3 separate regions of the Homo sapiens genome follow, and all the other regions are linked to region 1. Evidence: chromatin contacts called from ENCODE Hi-C or POLR2A ChIA-PET data. All regions are on one chromosome and are shown on one strand. The core of a region is the stretch at or near the end of the contact, and the rest is flanking DNA. Distances in the headings are between cores, read along the strand shown.

Region 1 (3,549 bases), core at 842-3,341:
ATGTAGTGCCCAAACTGAACACGACACTCCAGATATGGTTGGTCTAGGGCACAGTATAATGGCCTCTGCTGTAGCACTTACTGATCAACTGAAACTCCAAGAACTTCATCATGACCGTCTTGCATCAAGGCGGCTTCTCCCTGTTCTTTTTTTCCCCCTTTCCCTCTCTTTTTTTTTGGTCACCATCTGCTGTGTCACTTGTGTTCTTGTTGTATAAATTGATTATTTGAAACTTAAGCAAGGATTTGTACTTTCTACTATTAAATTTCATGATTGCAAGCTTTCCTTTTAGAGCTAGGACGTTTTGTCTATTTTTTTTTCTTTGAGGCAGGGTCTCAGTTTGTCATCCAGGCTGGAGTGCAGTGTGGCACAATCACAGCTCACTGCAGCCTCGACCTCCCAGGCTCAAGCTATCCTCCTGCCTCAGCCTCTCAAGTAGCCAGGACGACAGCAGGCACACACTACCACGCCCTGTTAATTTGTGTGTGTGTGGAGATAGGGTCTCACTATGTTGCCCAGTCTGGTCTTGAACTTCTGGGCTCAAGTGATCCTCCCACCTCAACCTCCCAAAGTGCTGGGATACAAGCATAAGCCACCTTGCCAGGCCACAGAGCTGGGATCTTTTGGAATCCAGATTCTGATGCATCACATATTAGATGTTCCCTTCAGCATAAATATGCATTCTACATTTTCATCTAAGTCACAGCCTTAAAAACTGTTCATAAAAGGACTGGACCAAAGAAAGACTTCAGAAAAAGTCACTTTTCCAAAAAAGCTGCATCTGAATTAGAGAGTATTGCAATAGAAAGCGTAGGTGTAAAGTATCTTCATAATTATTATCACTTGTTCCTCTCTTCTCTAATGTTTGGCACTCTGCTATCAGATTAATCCTTATAAAAACACTTAACGCATCATATAATATTTGTATGAAAATACTTCAATTACTCACCTTACCCACCACATCAAATTCAAATTTTTCTGCTAGGCTTCTAAACCCTTTAATAATTGAATGAAATTTCTGCTCCAAGTTAGTCTCCTAACTTTCCCAAACTTCCAGTATTTCCTTTTGGAACCTCCTCCAATATCCAAATTCTATCATTCTTTCGAAGTACAATTTCAGTTACAATTTATTCATTAACGAGAGATGAAGACACTTTCCAACTACATAGTTTGAGCTCCTAGGTGGGATAAAGTATATAAATGACTTAATATATATGCAGTAATACTCTGTCTAACGAGTAGCAAAGATTAACCTATAATTACTCATCTGGTTTCTCATTTATTTGCAGCACCACGATGCTGAGCAGAGTGAGTAGGTACTAAAAGTACTCTGTTAAATTTTACACACTTCGTTTTGTTAAAATAAACTATTTGTGGACATCACAGTTCCACGAGGCAGAGATTAAACAAAAATAAACAGAAATGGCTCCCAACTTCAATGAATTAAGTAAAACGTTCCTTGAACTTTTAAAAGGAACAATGATGGCGTTATGCATGCGTAGTGCTATATATGCGCTGCTCTTTTCCTTTGAATTTTGGATTAGGTGTGATATTTTTACCTTTTCATTCATGGTTTTGGATTTGGTTAAGAAACGTTTGGCAACGGAGATGTGTAAAAAGCTGACAAGCATCTGCAGCCAAATAAACCACATTACCACCGCCTTTCCAAAAATCACACATAAATGTATGCCTAACTTGAACAATTTCAGCTCAAGCTCGTCTTCTTCGGTCTATGCTGCACCAGAAAACACCCGTTAGTTTAGTAGGAACTGAGCTCTGGTTGTTTCTGGGACTAACATCAAATAAAAAGTAACGACGGGCCCGCCCCTCACCTCCCAGGCTCTGGTTTCTTCCGCCTCCTCCCACCGCTGAGCACGACGAAAACACCGCCAGGCCCAGCGTCCCGGCACCTGCCCGCGCCTTGGGATGGAGAAGGCGTCTGTCTGCAGGCTTCCTTCCTCCGTCCTCTCGCGCTCACCTACAGTGCCGGCCGCCGACAGGAAGACGGCGAGTTCGGGGAGCAGCTACAAGCAAAGTCAAAAATCAGCAAACGTCAACCGTCATCACTTTTCAAACTTGCCGCCTCCTACTGGAAGTCCCGCCCCATTCCGCCAAGCCCACGTCCAACCGCGACGGATGCCGGTTGGGCTCAAGAGACGCCAGGCAGGTGGGACTGGAGTTGTCATGGAAGGGGCAGGGCGCAGGGCGGAACCATTGCTCGCGGAGCTGGCGTCGAGTCGGAACCTCGGACTGCAGGAAGTGGGAGCACCGCGGTTTCGGGGAAGAGACCGGGGTTGAGCGTCTAGCCCATCTCTGCGTGACTTCCGCCAGCGTTTAGAGCGTTTTCGGGGTCCGAGTTGAAGAGCAAAACCAAGTGAAGGAAACTTCACTAAGTTCAGGGTGACAAGGGAGGAAGTACAGAGGTAATTTATAGAATTCCAGAGTAATAATAACTTGTTGAACATTGATTATGTGCCGGGTTTTGTTAGATGCTTATAAGCATCATCTCATTTAGACTTCATTAAAGGGGAGAAAAGGGATAGTGGAGAGATACTATCATCCCCTCAGGTGAGGGCTCTGAATCAGAGAATGCAGTTCTCTGCGCACAGTAGTTCACAAGTAGCATAGCTGGGATATGAACACACATCCTCTGACTCTGTGCTCATAAGCACGACTTCAAGAGGTGGAAGGAACATAACAGTTCATCTGGTCAAATCCTCTCGCTTTCACCGATATGAAAACTGGACTCAGAGAGAAGTGATTTGTTAGAAGTTATACAGTAAGTGGGACTGTAAAGTAGAAACCAGGTCTCCTGATTTTAGCTTCTCCCTCTTCGATCAGTGCTTTTCACCTCTGAACTGTTCCCCAAATTTGCACATTCCTGAGTGAGTTGCATTCTTCAGATAAGGGGCCCTGAAATCTGTATTTTTTTACATGGTATTTTGTTTGTTTGTTTTGGCAAGAGTGGAAACACTGCATTTAACACAAGTTAGGAAGCCATGGCAGGCCTGGTTGTCAGGGGAGAAAGCCATTAAGTTTTATTGAGGTTTGGGACAGGAGAAGACGTAATAGGACTTGTATCTGGTCACAGAGTAGAGCATCATCTGGTGACAGTCGTGTGTTGGATGGGGAACCTGAACTGAATTATGTGAAAAAAGTGCTAGAAAGGTTGTATTGAATGTAGACACAAATTCCGCTGCTTTGTCCTGTCCTGAAGAACTAAACCTATTGATAGTGAAGTCTATACCAATTCTAAATAAAAATACATTTCATATCATTAGTTCAGGGCTTTTGTCTTTCCTTTCAATGTCTATTTACTGATGTAAGTCTCAAAGTCGGAATCTAGTAAGACCCAAAAGGACATTAAGAAAATAGATTTTAAAAAAATATTAGAGTCAGTGAGGAAAGCAGAAAAAAGAGACCTGTCTCATTGACACTTGCCAAATCAAATTGATTACTGATACATGCATAATTTCCACCAAATTATATGTCCTTAGAGGCAGGGAAGGGAACCATAGCGTAGTGACTGAGAGCACATCTCTACGGTCA
Region 2 (3,515 bases), core at 364-2,863, 1.2 Mb before region 1:
GACCCTACATAGCTGTCTGTGTCACGGAAGGTTAGTAAACCGGCTGAAATTAGGAGACAATAAAGTTAAACTAAAAATCTGAGTCTCTTAAAACTAACAAATATGCCTAAAAACAAAATCACCTTTTCATCAACTTTTTAAAAAAACAAAATTAAGTGAATGCAAAATATTTTCTGGATAGCTGACAAGTACTGACAAAGAAATACCCTGCTTTTTTGTTGTTTTGTATTTTGGGTAGGGGGGGAAGAAAGGAGAAAAGATAAAAATTAATTTTGGACGGGAGAGTCAAGAAAGAAAATCAAACTCGCTGAATTAGGTAAGGAGTCAACTAAATTTGCAAATAAAGTGTTCTTGGGACATTTTATTTCGTAATGTTACAGAGTCCCCTCAACAAGAAGGCATGGAATGCTGTTCAAAACTTGACAATTCTGCTTTCTCTGATACTTTTTTAAAGCAGTAAAAAGTGCCGAGGGCCGCTTTTGGATCAGTTGGCAGTATTTTCGGCATGCCTGTGTGTTTGTGTGGATATAAATGAATACCCCTATATTCACACACACACACACAAATATGTACACAGCCACATCTCGGCATGGGCGATTACACTTTCGATAACAACGCTCCTTCAAATTTTACTCCTCCGCCATGTAGTTGCTTGTCAAAATGAGAAAAGAAATAACATTTTTCAAAAAAAGCGCTGTGGTGATTCGGTTCCCATTGTTTCCCCCTGCAAGAGGAAGAAAAACAAAAAACCCCAAGAAAGGAAAAGAAAAGCCTCCATCTCACCTGGCCTGCGCCTCATCCAAACTCTGGTCTGTGATGGTCATAATTTGCTGTAAAATGTCTCCAATGTCCTGCTTCCTCCCGCCCTCCCCCTCGGTCCCTCCGGCCCCATCCTGCAAGTGCTGGGACAGGCCGGGGTGTCCGGCCATCCCGACCCCAGCATGGGAATGCATCAGCCTGGGCTGCTCGTCCATCTCCAAAGGCTACGGCAGCCCCCGGCTCTTCCTCTTCTGCTCCTCGGCTCGGCTCCTGGGAAGCACCAAGGCTTTTTATCCTTCAAGCTTGTCTTCAAATCCTTTTCAGGATAAACAGGGAAGGGGGAAAAAAGAAGACCAAAAGAAAAAAAAAATCCCTTTGCCTCTTTAGAGGATGGTGGGAGGATGAGGAGGGGGAGGGGGAGGGGGCGTGAAGGGGTTGCGGGGTGAGGGTGGGGATAAGGGCTGGTGGGGAAGGGTGTTGACTCCAAAAAGCAAGAAAAATAAACCACCTTCCCACTTGGCGAAAAGAAATCAGAGCTGGCTTTAGGTTTTTCAGTCCGGTCTCCTTTGCAAGGCAGAAATGGGCTCCCGGCGCTTAAATCTGTGGCTTAATCCTTTTGCAAATATGCATTGATCGGGAGAAAGGAGAGGAAGGCAGGGGGATTGCAATGCAAACTTTCCCCCCCCACCCCCCGCTGCCCCCCACCCCCACTCCGGGCCAGAGTGATCTCAAAGGGGGTGGGCTGTTGCAAAAGCCAGATCTCCCCCAGCCGCGGCGGCAGGCAAAGCACAGGCTCTCTCCTCCTCCGTGTCTCTGCAAACTCCAGCAGCCCCGTCAGCCTCCTGCTTTTGTTTAGCTCAGGCTCAGGACTCCAGAAACATATACAGAAAAACCACAGCCTGAGAGGAGGAGGAGGAGGAGGAGAAGAAGGAGGAGGAGGACGAGAAGGAGGAGAGGGGAGGGGGCAAAGGGAAGGGGAGGGGGCGGGGAAGCCGGGAGGCTGGGGAGAGGAGGAGGGAGGAGGGCGCCTGGAGCTCCTCCCCGCTTCCCTGATTGGCCACCAGATAAAGGACCGGCCCCCTCCTCCCCTACTTTCCTCACGGCGCCTCCTCTCCAGCCTCCTTCAGCTCCTCCTCGCCCGGCGCCCTGTCAATCAGAGTTCAGAGGTGGGCCGGGAAGGAGGCCGAGCTAATAGCAAGTCTCCAGTCCTTAAAGGTGCAATGGTACTGTAGTTCCAGCTCACTTAGTTTCCACTTTCCCTGCTCGCCTTACTTAGGTTGCGTCCTTGAGGAAAATGTGGCTCCACTTAAATGCAAACATATAAAATTAACACGAAAGAACACAGACGGTGTGCGTCTTCCCGCCCACCCCTGCTTTTCTTTTGCTGTGGCATTGTCATTTAAAACTTGATTCTTTTAAATGCTTAGACCTCAGGGAAACTGCTGAGAGCACAAGTTTGTCAGCACGACGTAGTTATGAAACACAATCGAGCTGTTAATATAATTAATAAAGATCTCTAATAAGTGGCAGATGTAATAATAGATACATTTAAAAAAACAATTCTAGCACAGTAAAGGTGAAAAGAATACCAAACTGTGTCATTTTTGCTGCATGAAAACTAAATTATGGACTATGAAACTGAAAAATGCTCAAGAAAAAGAAAGATTAATAAATAAGTTCACCAAATGAAACTAATTCAACATTTCTCTCTCTTCCCCCGGGGGAAATTAGTTATTTGGCTTAAATACCTAATAAAGAAATGCATTATCACAGTCTAGTTCTAGTTTTTAATATAGTCTAATAAGCATTATTAACTGGGAAGAGAAGTGAACTGACATTTATTGAATGCCTACTATGCACCAAGTAATTTGCATGAGTTATTTTATTTAATCCCCAAGACATCTTTGTGAGTTATGGATTATTATTTCCATTTTACAGAGAGGGAACTCAGAAAGGTTAAATAATTTGTCCAAGGTCCACAGTTATTAAGTGTCAAAGCTGGAATTTAAACCCAAGTGTGACTCCCTCCAAAGGCCTAGTATTTCCACTGCACAATCTGCTTCAGTCTAACAGAAATGTGTGAATAGTGTTAAAAATTAGTTATGTGTCTATTGCCTGTCCAGTTTGAAAGGAAACTTGAGGTGCTTAAAAGGGTACATATTCCAACAAGACAACTCCAATTGAAAATGGGTAGGAAAAAATAAAAAATAAATACAATGGGATCAAGAAAAAAGCCAACAAAAGTCATAACTAAGGTCCAGTATCATAGCTCCAGACAGACACAAATTTGCTTCCAATCTTTTCATTGGGCAAAGTGAGAGGGAAAAATCTGACTGTGTACACAGTCACAATGAATATAAGATAAAATAGCAGGCCAATTACTTAGGAAATGTCCAGAATATTTTGTAATATAAAATATTCTATTGTGTAGCCAGCCCTCTTCCTGGATGGCAGTATAGCAAAGGAAATGCAAAGCGCAGTGTAACCAATCTGCAAGCGCAGTGTAACCAATCTGCAAAATGGAAAGCAGCCTTGCCAGGTGCTTCGAGATCCTCAAATAAAATGTTATTCTTCTCACCAATCATTACGCAAAACAAGTTTGGCAAGATAAGGAGCACTGATGCAAGCATTTCAAAGCAGTTTTTAGCAAGCTACTTGGCACTTATTGGTATGAGGGCATGCAATACAGAGTATTAATTGTAATTATGATGTTATATTACTTAATAACAATTGTTTTATTCACATACATATCCTGA
Region 3 (3,982 bases), core at 963-3,462, 1.6 Mb after region 1:
AATTATTACTTACCTGGATACTTCTCTGTAACCTTTTGTAAACGATATTGCTTATAAATTGCACTAGAGGTATCCACTTCGTATCCCATTGCCTGGTATAATTTCAGTTGCCACTCAAACCCCTCATTCATCCTGTAATGATAAAGAAATATAAAGTTTCATTTTCTTAAAATTATATCACAAAAGCATAATTATTACTATAAAAAAAGAACCCACTTAGCCTCTGGTTTGAGAATCTGGAGCTTTTCATAGGCTTTTTCAAAGGGAAGTTGGTCAGTCTTCATGAGAAAAGCAGTTATTATGGCCACACTTCGACTGACTCCTGCATGACTGAAAAAGAGACCTTTAAAATAAAACAGCAAATAGCAACAATTAAAAAAAAAAACACACAAAGCCCAGCCCCCTATTAATAGTAAAGTTTAGGCCCACTTCATTTTTGCTTCTCAAATAAGCCCATTGCCTCTGAAATATTATCAAGGTACAAAATAATTATTCCTTTTTCCTTTTGAATTCTGAACCACGTGAATCTATTACCTATTCAAAAATAATAACAGTAATTTTTAAAATTTTTATAATGGCTCAGAACAAATCCAAACTCCTGGCTAGACACAGTGGCTTACCTACGCCTGAAATCCCAGCACTTTGGGAGGCGAGGTGAGAGGATTGGTTGAGTCCAAGAGTTGGAGACCAGCCTGGGCAACAAAGTGAGACCCCACCTCTACAAAAAATTAGCCGGATGTGGTGGGGTCTGTAGTCCCAGCTACTCTGGAGGCCGAGGCAGGAGGTTCACTTGAGCCTGGGAGGTTGAGACTGCAGTGAGCCGTAATTACGCTACTACACTGTAGCCTGGGTGACAGAGCAAGACCCTATATCAAAATAAAAATAAATAAAACAAAACAAAAACAAATCCAATCTCCTTTCATCTTAGCATTCAGGGACCTCAAAATCTGGTCCCAGACTTCTTTTGATTTCATCACTATCTTCTTTTATGTGCTCAATAAATTTAAACGATTATTATACTCCAATCCAACCAAGAACTGCTTAGGGATTCCCATTTTCTTTTTTTGGGGGGAGGGATGGAGTCTCGCTCTGTTGCCCAGGCTGGAGTGCTGTGGCATGACCTCGGCTCACTGCAACCTCCGCCTCCCAGGTTCAAGTGATTCTCCTGCCTCAGCCTCCCGAGTAGCTGGGACTACAGGCGAGAGCCACCACGCCCGGCTAATTTTTGTATTTTTGGTTTCACCATATTAGCCAGCCTGATCTCGAACTCCTCACCTTGTGATCCTCCTGCCTCCCAAAGTGCTGGGATTACAGGCGTGAGCCACCGCGCCCTGCGGGATTCCCATTTTCTTTTTGTCTTTGCTGCAACCATCTCCTCCCTAGGCAAAGCCCAGGGATCCTTTAGATCCAAACCAATTCATCTCTTCATCAACCACCCGCCACCCATCCCAAACAAAAACATTTAACCCTAAATCTTTGTAAATCCCGTTTACAAGACACCAAGCAACCTAATCTGCATTACAATAATCGGGGTGGGTGTCTAGCTTCTCCAACAGAGCTGTAAACTCCTTAGGGTGTAGGTAATTTGTCATTTATCAGATGACACCTCCCCCGCCCTCTGCTGCTGCAGGAAGAACCAACTAAAGCATGAATGAATGAAAGCCTGCACACACCAGGGGCCCGCCTCAACCCTCCTCCTCTCTTGGAAACACGCCTCCTGCGGGAGGCAGCGGGAGGAGGTTCACGCGGCATGACCGCGCTCTTGTCCTCCCGACGGCCTCGGAAGGTAAGGGGCGACGGGGGCCGGCTGGAAGCTTGGCGGGGCACGTCACCCACTGACCCGGCCACTCACCAGTGCACCAACACCGCACGGCCCTCAGCGCGGGCCTGACCGATGAAGGCCACGCACCGGTCCAGATGGCTGAGTAGGTCCGTCTCGGGTTTGTCCAGCGCTGGCACGAAGAGGCGCCATAGATCCTCGACCCCAGGCCCCGCCTTGAAGCTGGGCTCCTCCGAGTCCACTGTTAGCACGGCCGTGATGCCCGCTTCCCTCAGGTGATCTGGCTCCGCGACGGCCGCGGCCCCACCGAAATACAATCCTGGCTGCACTTCCAGCATCTGCCCGGCACAGCTGACTCTGCTGGCGCTGGGGTTGCTGAGCTCGCAGCCATCACTCGGGCCCGGAGCCTCCAACATGGCCGCGCCCAGAGACAAGGCGGCTTCCTGCCCTACCATCGAGTAGACTCCGGCTAGAACATCCTTCCCCTGGGACTCGCCAGCCTCGGCGGCTCTGCTGCTCCCTCGGAGGACCACGTCGGCCGCAGGAATCTGGACTTATCGCTGAGGGGCGGAGCTTCGGCCCCATTCAGCGCGGCCTTTCCACCCTTGTTCCCTCTGACCCCTACCCCCAAAGTTGATGGTGAAGGATAAGCTTCCCCAAATACAGGGTTTCTCGAGCTCTTAGTATTGAAATTTTCAGGAAAGAGACATCAGGAGCAGCTGAACTCAAATGTGAAATAAATGTCGCACCAGCTGAATCAGAAGCATCATTTTATGCATTTGAAGTAAAATTTTTTTCAATATTATGGAGCCATCTTTACTGTGCATTTCATGATTATTTTTCCTTTTTCTGCCCAATTTCATTATTGGGGTGTGAATCCTTGTTGATGTTTACTGTCTATTTATTTTGAAGATACTAATCCTATATTTTTGTAAGTCAATGTCCTCCGGCCAGGACTACAAGAAACCAACTTTAATTAAGCAAGTTGGTTTTATTACTCAGTCATGAGTTATGGAGAATTTCAGGGCATCTCAGCACGAGGATGTTAGGAAGATCCTCTACAGATTTTGGGCTTTTATTTGGGGATTTTGGAAAGGGTTGAAGGAAGCAGGCTTTGCTCCAGACTGAATGCTGCAGGAAGATACTCAGTACAGTGAGTATATTTTATATATCTTTTGTATAGGGAGGACAGGTGAGAGAGATACTAAAGCTGTAATTGGTCAAGAAGTAGCAGCTATAGTACTGGTATAAAGATAGATACATCGACGTGTCTCTATTCTGGAACAGAACAAACCCTTGCGTGTGGAGTCCTAATTAGGGAAAAGGAGTCAGGCTGGCTGGACGAAGGGAAGCAAAAGGAGAAAGCAGACAAGCCATAAGTCTGCCTTTCTTCGTGGTCCAGGACACATAGCCCTGCTGTGCAAATAACTCACAATCTGCCTGTGCCCAGCCATCACCAGACCCTCAGCTGATAGAAAAATGGAAGTTAGTTCACTGCAACCCTGGCATTATTAGTACTGCACAAAGCCCTCTTCCACCCACAACATAAGCACCATTCTACAAAATCCCCAGCAAGCCTTTGTTTCCTAGCAGTCAGCTTCTCTCTTGCTGACCTGCCTGTTGCACCCTTGCAATGTATTTTCATACTTTATCTAATAAACCTGCCTTTCTTTACCTACAACTGTGTTGGTAAATTCTTCCTACCACCCATGTCACCAGCCCAGAAAGCTGCTAATCACCTGCAACACTGCATATATGTTAGAATAATCTTCAAAAAGAGTGCCAAGACCACACAATGGAAAAAGGACAATCTCCTCAACAGTGTTGGGAAAAACTAGATATCCACATGCAAAAGAATGAAGATGGACCTTTACCTTGGACCATACACAAAAAATAACTCCAAATAGATTAAAGACCTAAAAATATAACATTCTTAGTAGAAAACATAGGGGGAAAGCTTCATGGCCTTGGATTTGATAAAAATGTTGAAACAGGTAAGGGTTAATGGTCTCATTGTCTAAGGTGTTATCCGAACTTGTCTAACGACCGAGAAAACTAAGGAGCATGGGCACAAAGAGTGAGGTTGAAGCAAAAGTTTAATAAGCAAAAGAAGAAAGCTCTCCACAGCAGAGAGGGGAGCCCAAGTGGGGTGCCATTTTTACAGCTGAATTCAAAACCTATTATAAGAAACTCCTCTCATCT

Evidence for each region. A loop is a pair of places that touch in the nucleus more often than their neighbours do. ChIA-PET counts read pairs that join two places held with the same protein, here RNA polymerase II (POLR2A). Pooled maps may share reads with other maps.
Region 2: a map of naive thymus-derived CD4-positive, alpha-beta T cell shows a loop between it and region 1 (16-fold over the local background). The contact joins the promoter of PBX1 here to the promoter of NUF2 in region 1. A Hi-C loop is called at or near these places in 1 of 168 maps with a recorded cell type or tissue (naive thymus-derived CD4-positive, alpha-beta T cell) and 10 of 50 pooled maps. POLR2A ChIA-PET finds 5 or more read pairs at or near these places in 2 of 52 experiments (BJ and WTC11).
Region 3: a loop to region 1 is called in a pooled map, with 12 times the contacts of the local background. The contact joins the promoter of DUSP12 here to the promoter of NUF2 in region 1. A Hi-C loop is called at or near these places in 6 of 50 pooled maps.

The regions. Positions count from the first base shown.
Region 1 is chr1:163,320,496-163,324,044 of GRCh38, reverse strand. It overlaps NUF2 (NUF2 component of NDC80 kinetochore complex), which reads right to left and starts at 2,091. Exons shown (of 14, transcript NM_145697.3): 1 at 1,833-2,091. It overlaps LOC127814295 (a long non-coding RNA gene), which reads left to right and starts at 2,310. Exons shown (of 5, transcript NR_182654.1): 1 at 2,310-2,423. It also overlaps a transcript of RGS5 not described here. RefSeq lists enhancers at 1,872-2,101, 2,142-2,351.
Region 2 is chr1:164,557,282-164,560,796 of GRCh38, reverse strand. PBX1 (PBX homeobox 1) reads right to left here and starts at 1,613. Exons shown (of 9, transcript NM_002585.4): 1 at 784-1,613. The coding sequence starts at 974. RefSeq lists an enhancer at 1,532-2,031.
Region 3 is chr1:161,748,016-161,751,997 of GRCh38, reverse strand. DUSP12 (dual specificity phosphatase 12) reads right to left here and starts at 2,212. Exons shown (of 6, transcript NM_007240.3): 1 at 1,853-2,212; 2 at 217-330; 3 at 14-132. The coding sequence starts at 2,196. RefSeq lists enhancers at 1,196-1,842, 1,904-2,413.